Regions from separate parts of the Homo sapiens genome. Here region 1 is linked to region 2. Evidence: chromatin contacts called from ENCODE Hi-C or POLR2A ChIA-PET data. All regions are on one chromosome and are shown on one strand. Each heading gives the region's core, a stretch centred on a gene start or an enhancer-like site at or near the end of the contact. The rest is flanking DNA. Distances are from core to core; before and after follow the strand shown.

What was found. A loop is a pair of places that touch in the nucleus more often than their neighbours do. ChIA-PET counts read pairs that join two places held with the same protein, here RNA polymerase II (POLR2A). Pooled maps may share reads with other maps.
Region 1: a loop to region 2 is called in a pooled map, with 2.6 times the contacts of the local background. The contact joins two enhancer-like sites. A Hi-C loop is called at or near these places in 6 of 168 maps with a recorded cell type or tissue (adrenal gland, chondrocyte, endodermal cell and 3 more), 1 of 37 single-sample maps with no recorded cell type and 5 of 50 pooled maps. POLR2A ChIA-PET finds 5 or more read pairs at or near these places in 3 of 52 experiments (AG04449, SK-N-SH and WTC11).

The regions. Positions count from the first base shown.
Region 1 is chr11:33,684,867-33,692,019 of GRCh38, forward strand. No RefSeq gene overlaps it. Among named protein-coding and RNA genes, the nearest start is that of C11orf91, 12 kb to the right of the region's middle. RefSeq lists an enhancer at 5,261-6,460. Within about 2 kb of position 2,910, at least 3 of the 41 ENCODE cell types and tissues checked have a DNase peak (open chromatin) inside an H3K27ac peak, as active enhancers do.
Region 2 is chr11:33,381,783-33,388,328 of GRCh38, forward strand. The region is part of intron 1 of KIAA1549L (KIAA1549 like); the gene reads left to right. Among named protein-coding and RNA genes, the nearest start is that of KIAA1549L, 8.9 kb to the left of the region's middle. Within about 2 kb of position 1,374, at least 2 of the 41 ENCODE cell types and tissues checked have a DNase peak (open chromatin) inside an H3K27ac peak, as active enhancers do.

The DNA of each region.
Region 1 (7,153 bases), core at 1,660-4,159, 300 kb after region 2:
ATCCCAATCTTGGGATTTGACATCATCCAGACCTAGGTTTAGAACCTTGCCTTTACTACATTCTAGCTGTGTTACTTTGGGCAATTCATGTCCCCTCTCTGAGCCTTATCTGTGAAATGTGCAGTCAATGAGGTGACTGTAGAAGGGGAAGGAGAGAGTGCACCATTCACAACTGCATGGCACTCAACAAGTATGATGAATTATTGTTATTTATGGAGCCTCTGTTTGAATACTTGTACACAATGTTGCTCCCCTCGTCAGAGATTAAGCAGGACTAGAACTCACTTTCTCACCACAGCCAATGCATCACCCATTGATCACCCAGAAGGAGTGACTCCTCTACTCAGCCTCATCCGACTCATCTGCTATGGACAACCTCCCTTTTCAACAGCCTCCAGCACAGTGGGCTCAGGACACCTAGGGAGAGATGAATGGTGCTGTGAAAGGAAGAGCCCTTCATCATCCGGCCATGATGAGACAAGCTGGAACCAGCTGGAGCTGTGCTGCAGATTCCACATGCTCTTTTGGTTACAGCCTCATCATGCCTAGGAATCATTCTGAGTAACCAGCTCACCAGGAGTATAATACCCTGGTCCCAGCAACCCTGGAAAAGATCTGGGCTTGGTGGGTTAAAGATCTGGCAGCAAGAACGGTCAGCTCTGTAAGAGTGGCATGGAATTCTGGCTGGGCATGGTGGCTCACACCTGTAATCCCAACACTTTGGGAGGCCAAGCCAGGAGGATCACTTGAGGCCAGTAGTTCAAGACCAACCTGGGCAGCATAGTGAGATCCTGTCTCTATAAAAAAAAAAATAATTGCAACAGCCAGGCATGGTGGTATGTGGCTGTAGTCCTGGCTATTCAGAAGGGAGGATCACTTGAGCCCAGGAGTCTGAGGCTACAGTGAGCTATGATAGCATCACTGCACTGTAGTCTGGGCCACGGAGCAAGACTCTATCAAAAAAAAAAAAAAAAAATGACATGGAACTCACTCCTAGAATCATATGGTAAGCTCATGGAAAATAAGATTATATTTGGGGAAAATCCATAAGTCTCCTCCTGTACCAGCTCAAGGACAGTGTCGTTAAAGTGATGCATGTGCATGATTTGCATGTGATGAAATCAGGAGGGAACTTGCCCGTCCCCACTCTGGAGTCCATACCCTTGGCAATTAAGACGTTTGCCCACACAAACATTCTCCATATCAGCTGGCTGCTGTGGGCTAAAGGACAACAGGGAAAATATAATAGTTTGAAGCCAGTCACTGAAGAAAAGAGCTAAGAGTTTAAGACTTCAGGCTTTGGAGTGGCTCAGCCACATCCTAGCTAGATGCCTCTCGATGCCTCTATAAAATGGGGGCTGGGGCCATTTTCCTCATGTGTTGGGATGTAAATATTGATGAGATGCTGTATGTAGGGTGCTGAGCCCAGGGCCTGGCACTTGGCAATTCCTCAGTAGCTGGCAATTGCTAGCTGGCAGGGCTTGGGAGAAGCTCCAAGGGTGTCTCTAACCCCCTGACTGGACTCTCCTGTGCTCAGACACCACCACATCTTTTCCAGTGCTCTAACGGGCCCGTTAGAATGGTTGCATTAAACAGACTATAAAATGACATCAGTCCCTGAAATGCACCTAAAATAAACAGTTATTATGGACTGGATTGGGGAGGGCGCAGTGGACAATTCATATTTGCACATCATCCTTGTTTCTGTGTAGCAGGTTACACAATCTCTGCCAAGAGCCTGCTCATATACACGCATGCATACACCCAAACACGCATACTCACATGCCACACACTGGACAAGTGGGCCTATTCTGATTGTCCAGTGACTCTTCCTAAGTCACCTCCAAGAGAGAGAAGAAGGGACCTGGATTCCTGGAGGACTGCACAGAAGAAGAAGCTGCCAGCTGGAGCCTTGCAGGGAGGGAATAGGCTCAGCCATTGACCCCCTGTGTCAGCTTCAGCAGTGACTTCATTTCCCTGAGCCTATTTCTTCATTTATAAAGATGTGCCATTTTGCCTGCCCCCACAACAGTTAACTCTGGAAATCAAGCCTGCATGAAATCCCAAATATTACCTCTTCCCAGACTCAACACAATCTAATCAATTAAGAGGGGAAACTGCAGATATATTCTTCTATTCAGATCTGAGCTGTCCACTATGGTAGTTACCAATAGCCACGTGCCTATTTCAAGTTAAATTTAAATAACTAAAGTGAAATAAAGTTTAAAATTCACTTTCCCAGTTGCACTAGCCACATGTTAAAAACTCAATAGCTACATGTGTCTGATGGTCACCATAGTAAATGGCACTGATATAGAACATTTCTGCCATTTCAGAAAGTTCTATTGGACAGTGCTAAGATCATCCCAACATTAATGGCTAGTAATAACGACAGACAATAAAAAGATAAACAATAGTCTATATAAATAGATATATGTCTGAATAATAGGAACTAGGTAGACAAACAGAAGAGTACACAAAAACTAGAAATACATTGTAGATAATGCTATGAACTGAATTGTGTCCCCCGCTAAATTCATATATTGAAGCCCTAACCCCCAAAGTGATGGGATTTGGAGACAGAAACCTTAGACAGAGAATTATGTTTAAATGAGGTCATGAGGGTGGGGCCTTCATCATGGGATTAGTGCCCTTATAAGAAGAGAAAGAGACACCAGAGCTCTCTCTTTGCCATATGAGGACTCATGAAGAAGGTAGCCATCTCCAAGCCAGAAAGAGTCCTCAACAGGAACCAAATCAGCCAGCAGGTTAATCTTGGACTTCCCGGCTTCCAGAACAGTGAGAAATGAATGTCTGTTTTTTAAGCCACCCAGTCTGTGGCATTTGGTTACAGCAGCCCAAGCAGACCAATACACATAGTAAGAGTCAATGAGTTCAGCCCAGCTTCTCTTGTTCATGTGAACTGAACTTTTCATCTTGAAACCAGTTCTACAAAGAGCAGATTTTCCCTGGGTGAGTAAGATGTGGCTCTCAGCAGACAGCCACCTGCAGGCCTCTGGGAAAGGCCAGGTGCTGTGCCTGTTTATTTTTGCAATGAAAGCCTTCAATGGCTGTAGTGTCTCCTCCTCCCAAAAGGTTTCTAAATTGGATTTTTCCCTAGGTTATAATGAACAGGCTAATAAATGTCAGCCCTGGATGTGAGAGGACTAGAAAGGGGAGACCGTTTCATCCCATGTCTAAATCCATGCTGCCACCTGGTGGATCCCACTATAAGAGAAATGTGGGGATTTTGTGTTAATGACCAGAAACCTTGTTGCAAATTGCCCAGTGAACCCAAAGAGGCAAAGATGATGGTGAGCATTAGCTGTTTGTCACATCATGAGCTGAGCAGTTTACATACATATCTCAGGTAACTGGCAACAACCCCAGGCTGGGGGAATTATTGTGCGCCTTTTCCAGATGAGAAAAAGGGCCTAGAGAGTTAAGAATCTATTTTTTTTTTGAAAGAACAATTGGATGAATAAATGAGTAAACAAAGGAGTAAATGAATGCAGGCTTAGTTTATATGCATTGTTTTCAGAGTTACAGAATGTTTGTACTGGATTCAGGTAAACTCTGAAATGACAGTGATAATCCTGGCTGACTCTGTGAATGAGTAGATGGAATAATTAACATCTATTGAGTACTGGCTTTGGACTATGCATTGTTCTGAGTACTTCATACATATTAACTTACTTCAACCTTATAGCAACCTATGAAGTGGGGGTACTATATAATCTCCTCATTTTATAAATGACGAAACAAAGACACAAAGGTTAAGCAGTTTGTCCAAAGTCACACAGCTGGTGTGTGCTGGGATTTCAACCCAGGCAGTATGACCCCAGATCCAGCAATTATATACCACTTCTCAGATAAAAAGAGCTGTCTTAGGCCTGTCTCTGAATCTTGGTAAAGAACTCAAGGTACATCTTGACCCCATCCCCAAGCCTGTCATAAAGGCACTTGGCCCAGATGAGTCCCAGGATATTGCATCTAGATCATCCTTTCTTATCATTTTATGCAATTGACGTTTCCACCATAAGTCAAACCACAAGGCTGAGACTGCATTTTCCCCTCTATCCGCAGCCAGCAACGTGCTCCTTAAGCACATGGAGTGTCCACTTTGTGCAAAACCGTGTGCTCAGGATGACGATGATGACAACACAGGCCCTACCCTTAAGAAGATCGCAGTCGAGCTAGGGAGACATACTGATGGGCTATTATAATCCAGGTAGTAAGTCCCAGGAAAGGGGATGCCCAGAGTACAAAGGGAGCTCAGAGAAGGGACACATAGCCCAGACTGGGGACTGGAATCAGGGAAGGCTTCCTGGAGGAAGTGACATCCATGCTGTTGGGAGAGGAGCACTTCCCTTCAGCTTCCTTCCAAGAGCAGTACGGGAGTCCTGGCCTCTTCCTGCCTCTTTACCCGCCCAATGCCCAGTGATGGATGGGGACTTGTGATTCATAATTTGGGGAAGAATAAACTGGGCATACTTAGCCACACCCTGCCATTCCTCCTGGCTTAAGTAAAGAGAGTGACTGGCAATGGGTGTCTTTGATAATGAGCAACAGAAACTAAACTAAGGGAAACTAAGAAAGGTGTCGTCCGAACATTTAGAAGGAAAGGAATGAGGTGTTGCCACTGGACAACTCAGCTCCAACTACCATTTCTTGGGGAGAAAATATGAGAGACGGAGAGCAGCCTGCTCGCGATCATGTGTACTTGGAGCCTGATGCCACTCTTGTGAGTTCCCTGGGAGCCAAGTTGGAAGGAAGCTGACTGCAAAAGGCAGGAGGATGCAGTGAAAAAGAGATGGGAGGGGAGCTGCCTGGGCTCCTGGTGGCTTCCAGGCCCTGGTGCCAATTGCGCGAGGCCCATGAGGGAGCCATGTATCTTTGGCAGCCAGGGTCCTTCTTTTGGGAAGCAGCTGCTCCACAGTTCCAAGTGGTTCTGGTGGGGATGCAACCACAGGACCCTGGCCACCTCCTCCGCAACATGGACAGAGATGGAAACGTAGCCCGAGCTGGGCCAATCACATTTTCTAAGAACTGGTAGTTGGAGCTGAGTTGTCCAGTGGCAGCACCTCATTCCTTTGCTTTCCTTGTTCAGATGATGCCTTTTTAAATTTCCCTTAGTTTAGTTTCTATTGCTTGTGATCCAAGAAGCCCATTGCCAGTCACTCTCTTTACTCAAGTAAGTCAGTTTGAGTGGCCTGTTTCCCCCCAAAACCAAAGAGCACCTGGAATAGGTGATACTTCAGCTTTGCATCATAGATTTTCTGGATTCCTATTGTCGATTGAAATTACAGCTGTTTCACCAGAAATAACTTGATAAATGTTTATTGGAAGCCAAATGTGAGGATCGACCCAGGAAGACACACCAACAAAGCTGGGAGTGTCCTAGAGTCTGTTACAAGTTAGAAAGCTTTTATGGGAAGGTTTAGAAGAGGGGAGGAGGACTCTTCATACAAAGAGTTGTCTTTTTGTTATTGGAAGGTATAATAGAGAGATTAGTCACTGGCTACAGATGACAACCTACAGGCTAAAATGTCTACGGGCAAGACAGCAAAGTTTCATGATTCAGAAACAAATCAGCAAAACTTCATGATTCAGAAGCAAATCAGCATCCTTTTCCATGTCAGGCATGCATTAACCACTATGTCAACAGTTTAAGGAAATCACGATAAGATTCCTTACTCAGAAACAGGATGTCCTCATGAATCACAAAACTTCTGCTAGGTGGGAAGTCTGACAAATGCAAGTTATTACTATTTAGTCACTTTCATGGCAGCTCGGCACAGATATGTTCTCGGATATGCTCATGCGCTGGTGTGGACAGAATGACAGGATTGGGTGGTGACCATCCACCCTTCCTTTTGGGGACTGCCTACAGAGAGGCCATGCCCTTGGCCTTGTCTGTTGGGTGTGGGCCATGTGATACTGCCTGGGAGGAATGTGGTTGGCTCCCTCTAGAAAACAAACCCCTCTTCCCCAAACTGCTTCCCAGCCATATTCACCCCCTTTGTCGCTGCTTATGGGGCTGAGCTCCAGGGCCTGCGCATTGAATGCTTCTCCCTCCCTGTGGACTGGGCCTCCCTCCAGCTCACATCTCGTGGCCACCACCACTTCCAGCACCAGTGACTCAACAATGAGGGCTGTGTACTACACAAACAGGAAAATAATATTAAAATGATTCCCAGTTTGGGGCAGTTTCACATCTGTCATTTTTTGTTGTTGTCCCCACTCCCAGCCCCCATCCTGTGAAAGCAGCGTCTCCATTTGCCTGATGTGGAAAGAGGCTGTGAGAGGCTGGGTAACTTTCCCAAGGTCGCAGATCTGGTTAATGTCAGAATCAGGACAGAGTTCAAAGGAAAAGGCCAATATTCCCTGAGGCACCAACAAGGTATTTACCTCCAGTGAGAACAAAAGCCGTAAAGCAGTAATTAAATGTCTCTTCCTTCTGTTCCCAGCTGACTTCCACTGAACCCTGCCTGACCGCTTTGGCACAGAGGGTGGGCACAGGTGACTTGGATAAGGTAGCAGGAGGTCTTCCCATCACACTTGAAGTCTATATTTCTCTCAGGAGTAATAAGCTTATGATGAAAGGATCATGATATAAAGAGCTGGTTATCTGTTCTATCAGGTTTCATGCTTCATCTTGCCCAAACAGTCAGCACTGCAGAAGGCCTTCAGCCTCCATCTACAGGCCTCTACCTCAGCTTTCCCTCTACCCTAGTTTCTTGAAAGTAAAGATCGCTAATTGATCTGACTGGCCAGAGTCCAGGACAATTCCTTTGACCCCACTTTCCCAGTGGATAGGTTTACTACATCTTAAAGGTCAGGACATGGGGGCCAGGTGCAGTGGCTCACACCTGTAATCCTAGTGCTTTGGGACGTCAAGGCAGGAGGATTGCTTGAGCCCAGAAGTACAAAACCAGCCTGGTGGTGAGACAAAGTGAGACCCCCACCTCTACAAAAGAATTTAAAAATTAGCCAAAGACTTGGGAGGCTGAGGTGGGAAGATCACTTGAGCCCAGGAGTTCGAGACTGCAATGAGCTAAGATCACACCACTGCACTCCAGCCTGGGCGACAGAACAAGACTCTGTCTCTAAAAAGCATTAAAAAGAAAAAATAAAGTCAGCACGTTGGGCT
Region 2 (6,546 bases), core at 124-2,623:
GCAGAAGTGGTTAGATTTTGGATGTCTCTTGAAGATAGAGCTAGTAGAATTATCTGGTGGATTAAAAGGGTAGGAGAGAAAGAGAGGAATTGATACGGCTCCAAGGTCTTTGGCTCAAGCAACTGGGAAGATGAAGTTGCCATTAATTGAGACAGCAGTTCAGGTTTGGGGTAAGAAAATAAGAGTTCATTTGGGGGTATGTAAAGCTTGAAATGTTTATTCAAGTGGAGATGTCAGGTTGCCAGTTGAACAAAGTAGTCTGGAATTCTAGGGCGATAACAGGTCCTAAGGCATACATTTTGGAGCCATCAGCATGGAAGCGAATAAGAAACCTAGAAAGTGAGTATGGAGAAGAGAGAGGGAGATCTGAGCAAGGAGCCTGGGATTACTGCAGCATTCAGGGGTTCAGGGTGAAGGGGACCAGCAAGAGATAGAGAAGAAAACAATGAGGCAGTAGGAAGAGAAGAAAGTGTATATGGTGTCCTGGGTGCTAAGAGAAGAAAGCAATCAAGGAGGAGGGCGTGATTGGCTTGGACAGATGCTGCTGAGAGTGGAGTTAGATAGGCACTAGCAATGCACGTTGAGTTTGGAGGTGTGAAGGTGGTTAGTGGCTCTGAGAGTGATGGGGATAAAACTCTAACTGCAGATGGTTCAAGAGAGAAAGGAAAAAGAGGCATTGGAGGCAACACATAAGACAATTCTTATGAAGTTTTTTCTCTAGAGAAAAGCAGAGTCATGGGGGAGGTGGGCCAAGGGAGGGTTAAGATGAGGTCTAATTATATGTGTTCACACTTTCTCATTTTTAAACATGAAAGACATATGACCAGAGTGTTTGATTTGGTGTTTTTCCCCCAAATGTAGATGGCCCAATAAAATATATTTTGACTTTTTACTCTGAGTATGATTAGTACTTCAAAGATTCTTACAAGATGTCCCAAATCTTGCCTCCCATCTCATCCTTCCCATCCCCACAAAGTAAAGAAAATGATCTTGGGGCCAGAGCACAGGGCACTGTAGGGAGGAGTCCCTGGCACCCTCTCCCTGCCCTGGGACTTCCCCTGGCCCTCCTCGGGGGACTGAAGGGCTCTGAGGGGCTGGGATACTGCAGCATTTGGGGGTTCAGGGAGAAGGGGGACAAGCAAGAGACAGAGAAAATAAAATAAGGAGGTAGGAAAAGAAGAAAGTGTATTAAATATTAAAAGTACAGTGTTACTTGTACTTGGAAAAGTACAGTGTTACTGTACTTTTAACACTGGCATAAAATAAGTTAGATATCCCTTTGCTGACCCACATCCTTCCGTCAAACTGACCACCACCATGGAAACTTCAGGATCCTGAAATTCTGATGACGACCAGAGAATCTCTCAGAAGCTTACTTAGCTCAAGTCTCAAATTACTGGAATATGATCTGAGAATATTCAAAATGAATGTGCACACTTCCCTTTTTATTTTCATTAACCTTCAAGCCCATATTGTGGTTTTCTTTCTTTCTTTTTTTTTTTTTAAAGACAAACAAAAACTCCACTCTTCCCCAGACAAAAATGAATAGTTGGAATGACCTTAAAACATTTTCGTTGCTTGACAACATATTAGAGGGGATTTCTAAACACACAGAGGGACACATTATTCTGGGTCACGGGATGGCAGCCATGGATGGTGACTCTCTTTGGGGACTTCAGGACCAAAGGAGCAGTTAGCAATCTGGGTGTTGTAAATGTCAGTTTTAGGAGCTGGCAGGAAGGTGGCAACTGAGTCATATTAATTCAGCAGTGTTTATCAAGCACCCAGCATGTGTCAGGCCCTCCACTAGATGCTGGGGGTATAGTGAGAACAGGCTAGGCCTGGACCCTGCTCTCAGGCAGCCCGTGGTCCAGGACAAGAAACTCTCACTCGGGCAGGTGTGGTGGCAGGTGGGTAAAGTACTTCCATGAATTGGGTCAGGTTGGGGGATGTGGCAGGACAGCAAGTGCCTGCGTTGCTCAAAGAGGCAGCTACTGCTTAGTGGCAGCCTGCATGGGACCGAGGCTCAGGGTGCCATAGTTCTGACTTCTCAAGAAAAGGCAGATCTTTATTTAGAATCTTTTTGTTTTCAAATATCACCAATTAGTTCAGATTTCTAAAATGTCATGCAGTACAAAGAGAACACACTCATCAGCCACCATCTTTTTCTTCTTTTTTTAAAGTCAAGTTTATTAAGGTGTAATTTACATACAGTGAAATTCATCCTTTGTAGGTGTGCTGCATGATGAGTTTTGACAAAAGTGTGCAATCATGCGTCCACCACCACAATCCAGATACAGAACATTTCTGTCACCTCAAAAAGTTCCCTCCTGCCCCTTGCAGTTAATCCACTCCCCCAACACACCCAGTCCCTGGAAACTACCCATGTATTTTCCATCCCTGTAGTTTTGCCTTTCCCAGAAGGTCGTAGAAATGGAATTGTACTGTATATAACATTTTGCATTTGGCTTCTTTCACTTAGCATAATGCTCTTGAAAATCATCTGTGTCATTGCATCGATCACTAATTCTGTTCTTTTTATTGCAGAATAGTATTCCATTGCACCACAGTTTGCTTATGCATTCAGCAGTTGATGGACATGTGGGTTGTTTCCAGTTTATGACATGGAAGTCTTTCTGTGGGCAGTTTTCATTCCTTTTGGGTAAATGCCTAGGGGTGGGATTGCTTGGTCATGTGTTAGGGACGTATTTCATCTTATAAGAAACTGCCAAACTGTTTTTCAAAGTAGCTGTACAGTTTTGCATTCTCATTAGCAATGTATGAGAGTTCTAGTTGTTCCTCTGTATCCTCACTGGCATTTGGTATTGTCAGCTTTGTTTTTCCTTTTAATTTAGATGTCAGCCATTCTAATAGCTGTTTAGTGGTATCTCATTCATTTTAGTTTACATTTCTCTAATCACTAATAATTTTATTGTTGCATATCTTTTCATGTTCTTACTTGCCATCTATATCTCTACTTTGAAGTCTGTTAAGTTATTTTGCCCATTTAAAAATTGGATTGTTTTCTTTTTACTGAGTTTTGAGCTTTTCTTTATATAGTCTGGATACAAGTCTTTTTATCAGATAGGTGTTTTGCAACTGTGTTCTCCCGGTCTGTGGCTTGTCTTTTCATTTTATTAACAGCGTTTTTTTTGTTTTTTGTTTTTTTTTTTTAAAAGGAGAGAAGTTTTAAATTTAGATTAACTCTATCAACTTTTCAATTTAAGATTTGTGCTTTTTGTGTCCTAGCATAGAAATTGCCTAATGTGTGCCAAGGTCACAAATATCTATGATTTCTTCTAGAAGTTTTGTATTTTTATTTTTACTTTTAGGTCTGTGATCCATTTCATGTTTGTGTATGGTGCAAAGTAAGAATCAAGGTTAATTTTTTTATATGGATATTTAATTGTTCTAGCACCACTTATTGAAAAGACTATCCTTGGTCCATTGACTTATCTTGGCACCATATATGTCTGGGTTTATTTCTAGTCTGTTCTATTGTACTTCTCTCCATATGCCAGTACAACACTGTCTTGATTTCTCTAGTTCAGGGTTTCTTAACGTCAGCACTATTAACATTTTGGGTTCAACGGTTCTTTGTTGTGGTTGCCTGTCCTGTGCATTAGAAGTTTAGCAATATTTCTGACTGCCTGGTAGATGTCAGTAACTCCCCTCACTCTTAGTTGTGACAACCAAAAATGTTTCCAGACATTGCTAAATGTCCCCCTAGGGAGTAAAATTGACCGTGATTGAGTTTCACTGCTTTAGTTCTGTAGTAAGTCTTGAAGTCAGATAGTGTGAGTATTCTTTATTCTTTTAAAAAATCTTTTTGGCTATTCTAGGTCTTATGCTTTCTATACAGATTTTAGTATCTTCTTGTTAATTTCTATTTAAAAAGCCTGCTGGATTTTTGGTTGGAATTTCTTTGAATCTAGACCATTTAGAGATCTCTATCTTAACAGTGTTTTTTTTTTTAATCCGTGAACATATCTCTCTCCATTTACTTAGGTATTCTTTCTTTTCTCTCATCAATGTTTTATAGTTTTCCACATACAAATTTGTACATACATTTTTCATGTTTTTCAGTGCTTTGGCATATAGTAATAGAAAAATTTCTTTGTTAGTGTATGGAAATATAATTTTAAAAACCTTATATCATATGACCCTCCTAAACTCATTTTAGTTCTAGTAGCTTTTTATAGAATCTTTGAGATTTTTCTAAATAGGAAATAATGTTATCTGTGAATAAAGACACTTTTCATTCTTTCAAATCTGTAAGGCTTTTATTTATTTTTCTTGCCTTATTGCACTGGCTAGAACTTCTAGTACTTTGCTGAATAGAAATAGGGAGAGTGGACATCCTTGCCTTGATCCTGGCATTGGAGGGAAATATCAGTCTTTCTCTAGAGTATGATGTTGGCTATAGTTTTGATTTTGTTTCACAGAGGCCCTTTATCAGGCTGAGGAAATTCCCTTCTCTAGCAAATTTGCTGTGAATTTTTATCATGACTGGTTATCAGATTTTGGCAAATGCTTTCTCTTTGTCTATTGAGATGATCACAGGGTTTATCTTTAGTTTGTAAAAAGACAACTTTTTACAAACTAAAGAAATTCCTGGCCAGATGTGGTGGCTCATGCCTGTAATCCCAGCACTTTGGGAGGCCAAGGCAGGAGGATCACCTAATGTCAGAAGTTCGAAACCAGCCTGGCCAACATGGTGAAACCCTGTCTCTACTAAAAACACAAAAAAATTAGCTGGGTATGGTGGTGGGTGCCTGTAATCCCAGCCACTCAGGAGGCTGAGGCAGGAGAATCGCTTGCACCTGGGAGGCAGAGGTTGCAGTGAGCTGAGATCATGCCACTGCACTCCAGCCTGGGTGACAAGAGCAAGACTCCATCTCAAAAGAAATTTCTAACAACGGCCAGGCCATTGTTAGGAATTTTTAGTTTCATGTTCATGAGGGGTATTGGTCTGTAGTTTTGTTTTGCTAAAAGGTGTCTGGTTTTGTTAGAAGGGTAGTGCTGGTCTATAAAATAATAGGGGCCAGATGCGGTGGCTCAATCCTGTAATCCCAACACTTTGGGAGCCCAAGGAGGGTGGATCACTTGAGGTCAGGAGTTCGAGACCATCCTGGTTAATGTGATGAAACCCCGTCTCTACTAAAAATACAAAAATTAGCCAGGTATGGTGGTGCACACCTATAGTCCCAGCTACTTGGGAGGCTGAAGCATGAGAATTGTTGGAACCCAGGAGGTGGAGGTTGCAGTGAGTCGGGATTGTGCCACTGCACTCCAGCCTGGGTGACATAGCAAGACTCTGTCTCAAAAATAAAAGATAAATAAAATAAAATAAAATGAGAGAGAAGTATTCCCACTTCTGCTTTATGGACGTGTTTGTGCAGAACAATTTCTCTTTTAAGGCCCGTGAGCTTACAGATGATATTGAAGATCCCTCAAGGATTTCTTTAGTAAAATAAAAAGTATCAGGTACCTCTAGTTCATTTTCTCATTCTCTCTCTCTTTATTTTATTTTATTTTTTTGAGATGGAGTCTGATTCTGTTGTCCAGGCTGGAGTGCAGTGGCACAGTCTCGGCTCACTGCAATCTCCACGTCCCAGGTTCAAGCAATTCTCCTGCCTCAGCCTCCCAAGTAGCTGGGACTACAGGCACGCACCACTGCACCTGGCTAATTTTTGTATTTTTAGTAGAGATGGGGTTTCACCATGTTGGCCAGTCTGGTCTCGAACTCCTAACCTCAAGTAATCTGCCAGTCTCGGCCTCCCAAAGTGCTGGGATTATAGGCATGAACTATCATTCCTGGCCCATTTTCTCATTCTGAAAGCTACCAGCAGACACTACTTTGGTTTAAGGTCTAGGGAAAACAGCCTGGGTGAGGGAAAATTGCATTGGTTGCATTCAGGAGACTGAGGTCACCCCTGGCTGTTACCAAATCATTTCACTTTTCAGGGCTTTCGTTTTCTCATCTGTGGATAACAGCCTCAAGATCTTCCCTTCTTCCCCCATCCCCCGTCTGTGTCTTTACAAGCCATAAGCAGATGTTTTGGTGGAGTTCTACCATCTGCATTTCCTGCTTCTTCCTACATTAGCAGCCAAGCCCAGCCAACGATTTTCATTCTGAAAAGGGAAGAGTTTTCCCACAGTTTGCTGTCATAGTTCCAGTGTGAGGCCCAGATAAATATAGGCCTATCTTCAATCTTCATTGGATTTTAAAAAATTATGAAAGTAATATATATTTTATTAAATTCAAGCAATACTCAGGTAGATGCAGTAAAATGCAAAAGGCCCTCTTTGCCTTGTGTATTAGTCCACTCTCACGCTACTATAAAGAACTGCCCGAGACTGAGTAATTTAGAAAGGGAAGAAGTTTAGTTGACTCACAGTTCCGCATGGCTGGGGAGGCCTCAGGAAAGTTACAATCATGGCAGAAGGGGAAACAAACACATTCTTCTTCATATGATGGCAGGAAAGAGAAGTGCCGAGTGAAGTGGGGAGAATAAAACCATCAGATCTTGTGAGAACTCACTA